2 separate regions of the Homo sapiens genome follow, and region 1 is linked to region 2. Evidence: chromatin contacts called from ENCODE Hi-C or POLR2A ChIA-PET data. All regions are on one chromosome and are shown on one strand. The core of a region is the stretch at or near the end of the contact, and the rest is flanking DNA. Distances in the headings are between cores, read along the strand shown. Region 1 has its middle 73 kb from the start of CD2. Region 2 overlaps CD58 (CD58 molecule).

Region 1 (3,930 bases), core at 1,066-3,565, 290 kb before region 2:
TGCCTGTAATCCCAGCTACTTGGGAGGCTGAGGCAGGAGAATTGCTTGAACCCAGGAGGTGGAGGTTGTAGTGAGCCAAGATCGTGCCACTAATCATTTCTCTAATGATTAATGATGTTGAACATCTCTTTTCATGTCTTTTTTCTTCTTAAAGATGAGTATGTTTGTAAAGTGATGCAAATGACCCAGTAAAGCAAGAGCTTGGTGATGCAGGAGGTATCACGGATCTCTGCAGGGGCCATGTCCACAAGGAGGAGCAAAAAAGACTGAGGTCTACACTTCAAACCAAGGGTGAGGCTTTGATTATGGCAAGGACACTTCGACCTACTTACCTGGCCTGAAGAAGAGGAGGTACGTGGGAATGCAGGCTGGATTCTAGATTTGGTGATGGGAAGATGAGACCATTCCTATTTGAAACCTTCTATTTTTTCCATGTAGTAAGAGGTGAGTTCACCTGCTGAAGAGGGTGCAGTGGCAGAAAATGTAGAAAGTCTAAAGTAAGAACAAGAAGATATGAGTTAGTTACTCCAGAGAGTGGGAAACGGTCAGTGTTGAGGGAAGCTTTGAGCACTCTGGTCAGGCTTCTGGTCATGAATTCAAAGTGTGAGGGTCAGCCTGGCATAAGATTTTCTTTAGAAATATTTTATCTGGCCAGGTGCGGTGGCTCACGCCTGTAATCCCAGCACTTTGGGGGGCCGAGGTGAGCGGAACAGGAGTTCGAGACCAGCCTGACCAACATGGTGAAACCCTGTCTCTACTAAAAATACAAAAAAATTAGCTGGGTGTCGTGGTGTGCGCCTGTAATCCCAGCTACTTGGGAGACAGGAGAATCGCTTGAACCCGGAGGCAGAGATTGCCGTGAGCTGAGATCGCGCCACCGCACTCCAGCCTGGGTGACAGAGTGAGACTCTGTCTCAAAAAAAAAAAAAAGAAATATTTTATTTAGGCACATTGGATACAGGCAAGGAAAAACAGTTATTGAGGTTGTCAGAGAGAGGTTTTTGCCAAAAGAGAAAGGATGAGGAAATGGAGGGTATTTGTGAGGTAGTGTTTATCAGGGTGGGCTTTGGGCTGTAAGTCGGATCAGGAATGCAGTGAAGACAAGAGGCCTGCTAAAGAGTGACACATGATGTGTCTCAATGTAATTAAAGAGTCACAGCCAAAAGGGCACTAGAGCAAGTGGAAGAGAAGGACAGGAAATTAGTTGAGATTTTTTTTAAAGTCTACTTTGTTTTTTAGAGTTTTAGATCCACAGCAAAACTGAACAGAAAGTACAGAGCTTTCCCATATACCCTCTGCCCTCATATGTGCACAACCAACCCTGCTATCAACACACCCCACCAGAGTGGTACATTTGTTACAAGTGAAGAACCTCCAGATGAACCTCCATTGACACATCATTATCACCTTGATACAGGTTGGACATTTGTCCCCTCCACATCTCATGCTGAAATCTGATCCCCAATGCTGGAGGTGGGGCCTAGTGGGAGGTGTTTGGATCATGGGTGAATCCCTCATGAAGGCTGTGGTGCCGTCCTCATGGAAATAAGTAAGTTCTTGCTTTATTAGTTCTAGTGAGAGCTGGTTGCTAAAAATGAGAGATGGCAACTCATCTTTCTTTCTTGCCATATAATCTCTGCATGAGCTGGCTCCCCTTTGCCTTCTACCATGAGTGGAAGCAGCCTGAGGCCCTCATTATAAGCAGATGTTGGCGCCATGCTTCCTGTACAGCCTACAGAGCTCTGAGCCAAATAAACCTCTTTGTAAATTACCCAGCCCAGGTAAGACACACCCAAAGTCCATAGTTCACATTAGGGTTCACCCTTGGTGTTGTATATTCTGTGGGTCCTGACAAAGGTATAATGACATGTATACTCCAGTAGGGTATCACACAATATCGTTTCACTGCCCTAAAAATACTTTATACTCAACCTCTTCATCCCTCCCTTCTCCCAAACCTCTGGCAAACACCTTTCCTTTTAATCTCCATAGTTTTGTCTCTTCCAGTGCCATTTAGTTGGAATTATACAGCATGTAGCCTTTTCAGGTTGGCTTCTTTCATTTACAGTCCCTCCATGTCTTTTCATGGTCTAGTGGGGATTTCTGAGAGGGAAATTTCAGAGCTGGTGTTCTTCTTGGTGATGACAAAGTCTAAGCTGATTACAGGTATCGGTGGCTGAGACGAAGTGAAGGAAAAGGTTGCTGGAGGTGAACAGATGGAGGAAACCAGAGGCCAGGACGTTGGATGAGTCATCCTCGTGGTTCTGAAGTGAGTGAACCATCCCACTGTCAATCACCCTTGGAAGAGATAATGCCTGAGACAGGAAATGAGGCCTAAGAGGGACAAGAAGAGTTGCAGTTTCCTTTCCATGAGCCTTAAGAAGTGGAGCTCAGGGCTTTGTGCAGGGGTGCTGGGGTGAGAGGCTCTACGTAGGCTGTAAGTGATTGCAGAGCTCAGACATGGGGAGAGAAAGGTTGGCTTCTTCCTGAGTGAACAGGCTGGGAGGTGGACAGGATGGCATTCTATAAGCAGGCGAGGATTGCAGATTCTGTCTTCTCCTCTCTCTGACATGAAGGTTTATGCTATTTTTGTGGCTGTGTTGTAATACCCTTAACCTAAGCTTTAGGTACGAATCTTGTTAAAGATTAACAGTTTGGTTTTTGCTGTCATGGTGGGGAATGGAGGGAAGGACCTGTGGCCAGCTTGAGAGAGTCAGAAGAAAGCTGCTCCCAAGTGTGGTTGAAGGACTGCAGTGGAGTAAGCTGTGGCTGGAGACAGGGCCCGGCCAAGGGGGCTGGGCCAACCAGGGAAGACTTCGAGGGATGGGAGTTACCTCAGAAATACATGGGGTGAAATGTGAGGGAAAAACAAGTTTCCTGTAGTCAAAGGAGGCTAGGATAGGTTCCATCCCTTGTTTTAAAATAAGACAGTGACAGAGTTGTTTAGACAAATGCTGGTACAGACCTTACATTTGGATTATACTTGCATAAACAAGTGCCTGCCCCTCTTCCTCTTCATACCCTCTTCAAGTGACTTATTTTGTGGTCCTTTTCCCTCAAAGCTGCTCCTGAAGTTCATTTGCATACCATTTCTCAGTAGACAGAATGGGAGTCAGGGAAGCACCTCCACCCCTTCCTGACGGCCCACCTTTGCTATGGGTTAATGTGCCTACTCTGTGACACTCTATTCTCTGTGCGTGTGCCTCACAGGCCCACATAGGAGGACCAGAAGATGCAAGGACCTGGGTGTTCGAGGACCAGGGTCTGAGAGGACCAGGGTGTGCAAGGGCCTGGGTGTGCGATGACCTGGGTGTGTGAGGATCTGCGTGTGTGAGGGCCTTGGTGTGTGAAGGCCAGGGTGTGTAGGGACCTGGGTGTGTGGGGTGTGTGAGGACCAGGATGTGTAGGGACCTGGGTATATGGGGTGTGTGAGGGCCAGGGTGTGTGGGGAGCTAAGTGTGCGGGGAGCTAGGTGTGTTGGGATCTGGGTATGTGATGGCCAGGGTGTGTGGGGATCCCAGGACACAGGAACCAAGTTTGAGGACCCAGGTCTGCTTCCCATTTGCCATTCAGCACGTCACCACCGCCTGCTGGTGACAGGAGCGGCAGAAGGGTGCTCTGTAATGAAGGGGCAGGCCTGGAGCCAGCAAGTCCCATCTGCCCTTTACCATAAACTGTCACACAGCACTCGGAACAGAGTTTATGGCCTTGGCTGTGTTCCCATCTTCTGAGTCTCAGGCTGTAAATTATACCAAAGCTGTAGGTCCTGCTGGCTGGGCCCTGGCCACCCTGAGAGGTGGGAGAAGAGGGGAGGACAGATCACACTGTGGACTCCGTCCCCCTCCTCTTCTTTGTGTCTGTCAAAATCAAATTAAGATCAACATCCTGAGTGGCCTTGACGGGGAAAGAAGCTACACAGTGGCTGCAGGA
Region 2 (4,206 bases), core at 636-3,135:
GTGATCCACCTGCCTTGGCCTCCCAAAGTGTTGGGATTACAGGTGTGAGCCACTGTGCCTGGCTTCACATTTCTTTCTAACACACTGACTATTCCTTTTCAGCTTCTTTTGCTAGTTTCCTTGTTTCCCCAACCTCTTAACACTGGAAACATCAAGGCTTAAGCCTTAGGTCTCTTTCCTTTTCTGTCTGCGTTCATAGCCAGTGGGTGAGCTCATCCCATGTCAGGGCTTTAAATATCATCTCAATGCTAATAATGTACAGATCTAGAGCTCTAGCCCAGAGTACCCCGCCGAGCTCCTTATGTGTATACCTGACTGCCCAGTGTACCTCTCCAGTCAGACATCTAATTGGCCTTTCAAATATCACAAGTCCAAAAGTAAGCTCATTATCTTCCCCTTAAAACCTGCTGCTCCTCCCCAAATCTTTTCCCTTTTGGTTAATGGCAGCCCCATCCTTTCAGCTGGTCAGTCTGAAACCGGGATGTCATCCTTGATACCTCTCTTTTTCTTGAATACCACATTCACTCTACCAGGAAGTTGTATTGGTTCTACCAGAATGATCTTTTTAAAACAGAAGTCAGATCATGTCACTCATCTGTGTGGAACTTTCTAATGGCCCCATCTAACTCTGTTAAAGCTAAAATGTGTAAAGCGACTTGCAAGGCTATGTGAGGTCTGACCCCTGTGGACTCTATTTAGACAAATACAGCTTGCTAAGATGTCAAAGTATCCTCTTAGAAGATTTCCTTGAAAAAGTAGAATCTTTGAAACATGGACATTGGGGATCTGATAATTTATAGATAGGGCCAACAAACAAGAGGATTGAGTCAGAATTTAGATCACACATTTTAAGAGCCCTTTTTATAGAGTTTGTAAAACTAATTCAAAACATTTGAATAAATTTCTCCTCTTAAACTTGATGAACTGTTTTAAAATAATTTAAAATATTCTAGGCCGGGCATTGTGGCTCAAGGCTATAATCCCAGCACTTTGTGAGGCTGAGGAGGGAGGGTTGCTTAAGCCCAGTAGTTCAAGACCATCCTAGGCAACATAGCAAGACTCCATCTCTACAAAAATAAAATAATTAACCAGGCATGGTGGTGCATGCCTGTAGTCCCAGCTACTCAAGAGGCTGAGGTGGGAGGATCCCTTGAGCCCAGGAGGCTGAGGCTGCAGTGAGCCATGATTGCACCTCTGCACTCCAGTCTGGGTGACAGACCAAGACCCTGCCTCAAAATAACTAGCTAAATAAATTAATTAAATAAAATATTCTATGGCACCTCAGCAAAGGTATGGTTTTGTTAGTCAGACCAACTGGATAGACCTTAGGAAGCCTGCAGAGGAGTAAAGTACAGGGGAGGTGAGTTTTGATCAGGAGGCAGTGATATTGATAGTATTGAGTGTGGGACTTAAAGTCCTGGTTTGAGAGTCTGGACATCAGCTTGTAGCAGTGGGGAGCCATTGTGTCCTATACTGGAGCAAGGAAGTGACTTGATAAAATACATTTTTGGAAGATTAATGTGATGGTGCATACTTATGATGGATTAAAGAGAGGAGATGTCAAGTTAGAAGCTACTATCATCCAGGTAGATAGAGGGTCCAAGAAAGAGTCTGCAAGATGTAGGTTTTGGTTGTAAAAAGACATAAGATGACTCTAGGTTTCACATCTGCATGATAAAATGATTGGTCATACTATTTTTTTTTTTTTTTAAGAAAAGAGGAAGTCATACTTCCTTGAGGTAATGTTAACACTTGTTTTAGTAACCTGGTAATCTTCTAGAGACACCAGACCTAATAGGAGACTTCCAGTGAGCATATTTTGGACAGGGGGATTTCCTGGCACTTCCTAAATTCAGGGCATCCACTTCCTTCTGTGTGTACATTGAGATCTGGCTTTCCTCCATACCCAAAAGTCCCCTTAAAATTTCTACTTCTGAGGTTTATTAGTCCTTTCCCATCTTTTTATGGACCTTCATCACATCTCAGATGATGATTTTTATGTAAGTAGAATTAACTGCCCTGTCCTTAACTGGGCTGGATTGATACTTGACCTTTACTAAAATTCGTGAAAATATACACATATTTCTATAAAATGTCATCAGATATGTGTAAGAAATTCTCATTTTTTACACAGCAGTGAACTCAATTCATTAATTATAAATTGACTAATTGTCTTAGGGAGGAAGTAGGCACATTTCTTGCCAGTTTAATGCTGCTTAAAGTAGAGGTATAACGAATATTTGTTAGATACAGCTGTGGTAAGTCCCACGGGCAGCAAGAAAATATGAAAGATTTATAGAAGGAAAAGATCTGAGGTGTAGAAACTGTGATCTAGGTGCTGCAGAAAGGCTTGCACACTTTTAGATGAGTTGGATAGGCACTTCTACCTTTGCCATCTGGCAACTGTTGTGTAATGAGATAGCCAGAAAGAGCTTCTACCTAGTCAAGGGAGTTCTAGCAACTTAGAAGATAATACTAACACTTCTTCATGTTTCCCCTGAAATTACTTTCATATTCTGTTTTTTTTCTTTTCTTTTCTTTTCTTTTCTTTTTTACAAACCCTGCATGTGGCACTCAGTCATATTCTGTTTGACCTTTACAGTGACCTGATACAGCATTCCCTTTCACAGATGAAAATAAGACAGTTTAGGAGTCCGTTTCTCTGTAAGTAGAACAAGAGACCTGGATGGATGCTTTCTTAAAACTCTTCCAGCTCCTAAAAGGACTGTGGCCCCAGGTCACACAGCAGGCCAAGGCTAAGGCTTGATCAAACCTCCCAACTCCTACTCAGTGACTCTTCTCATCATATCACATACCCTCCGGGGAGCCTCGGCTTCCTGGAGTTGGAAACTCACAGCCAATGGCCGTGTGCTCTATTACAGCTAGCATTTGTTAAGTACTTACTCTGTGCAGGCACTACATGTTAATTCATATGTTGATTATTATCTGTGTTAACTCATTTAATCTCATTACAGTCTGATAGAGTAAGTACTATTTGTGTCCTTATTGTAGAGAGGAGGAAACCTAGACACAAGGTGATTTAAGTAACTTGCCCAATGTCAAATGGCTCTTAGTCATGAAGCTGGGATATGCACTCAGGCAGCTGGGCTTCTGAGTCCATGCTAAACACCATACTGTACCTCTTTGGAGATAGCGGGTAGAAGAATTTACATTTTATTTGAAGACTGTCTCTCTGAATCTATCCTTCTATCCATCTGTCTCCCCATCTGTCCTGTACTGCTTGTGAGGAGCCATCTGTGTGCCTTGCATTATGTCATGTGCTGTGGTTGAAAGGTGAGTCATACCTAGTCTTTGCCCTCCAAAGATACACAGTCTCTGGGGCTGATGATGCACCTCTGTTCAGTTCAGAAAGTGCTGGATGAAAGACTAGACATTGGCAGAGCTAGATCAATACATTAGAATCTGCAACAGAACAAACAGGCCACATACATCAGAAGCACCTGGGATGGTGGGGCTCAGGAATCTGTATTTTTAACAAGCACCCTTGGTGATTCTTAGGCACCTTAAAATTTGAGAAATGCTTCAAAGGACCATTTCTAAGGAGGTAGAAAGCTTGGTTTTCTGCCCCTGAGAAATGCCCAGCCTAGTTACAGAGGCAGGCATAAGTATATGAAATACTGAGAACAGGCATTTTTGAACTATTCTGGGGATGCATGTTCCTTGGAAGTCCCCTGAGGGCTGCTATGGGGTGGGGTGGGCAAAAGGGACCAGAGGAAGTTAGGAGAGCAGGGCTCTAGGCTTTCAATTTTGAGTCAACTAGAGCAACTTCTTATCCATTGGATTGGATTGCCACTGAAGATTTAATTCTGAGAAATTCCACTGCTTAAAAGATGATTAAAAGTCTTTTTAATTAAAGAAAATCTTAAGGAAGTATGTAAGGACTTGTGTGAGCTAGATTAAACTTAAAAACTAGGAAGCCCCAAGTAGAAAGGGAAGTCAGTGTGTGACTCTGGTTTCTACCAAGGCAGGCTGGGTACTTTATTTAACTGAGCGAGAAGGAATTCAGGAGGAGGAGAAGATGGGGGAACCATTAAATGCTTTTATTTTTCAGATTATAATTGGAGCATAAGCATTAACTTGTCTTAGAAAACATCATTTTAAATGACAACATAGTATTCCATTATCTTGGTGAACCTAAATTTACTTAAATGCTCTTTTTAGTAGACGTTTATAATGTATCAATAC

Evidence for each region. A loop is a pair of places that touch in the nucleus more often than their neighbours do. ChIA-PET counts read pairs that join two places held with the same protein, here RNA polymerase II (POLR2A). Pooled maps may share reads with other maps.
Region 1: a loop to region 2 is called in a pooled map, with 4 times the contacts of the local background. The contact joins two enhancer-like sites. A Hi-C loop is called at or near these places in 1 of 168 maps with a recorded cell type or tissue (GM12878), 3 of 37 single-sample maps with no recorded cell type and 10 of 50 pooled maps. POLR2A ChIA-PET finds 5 or more read pairs at or near these places in 3 of 52 experiments (GM10248, activated CD4-positive, alpha-beta T cell and activated T-cell).

What each region holds. Positions count from the first base shown.
Region 1 is chr1:116,825,761-116,829,690 of GRCh38, reverse strand. No RefSeq gene overlaps it. Among named protein-coding and RNA genes, the nearest start is that of CD2, 73 kb to the right of the region's middle. RefSeq lists an enhancer at 2,110-2,299. Within about 2 kb of position 2,315, at least 5 of the 41 ENCODE cell types and tissues checked have a DNase peak (open chromatin) inside an H3K27ac peak, as active enhancers do.
Region 2 is chr1:116,537,855-116,542,060 of GRCh38, reverse strand. All of the region lies in intron 2 of CD58 (CD58 molecule), which reads left to right. Among named protein-coding and RNA genes, the nearest start is that of MIR548AC, 20 kb to the left of the region's middle. RefSeq lists an enhancer at 3,406-3,475. Within about 2 kb of position 1,885, at least 2 of the 41 ENCODE cell types and tissues checked have a DNase peak (open chromatin) inside an H3K27ac peak, as active enhancers do.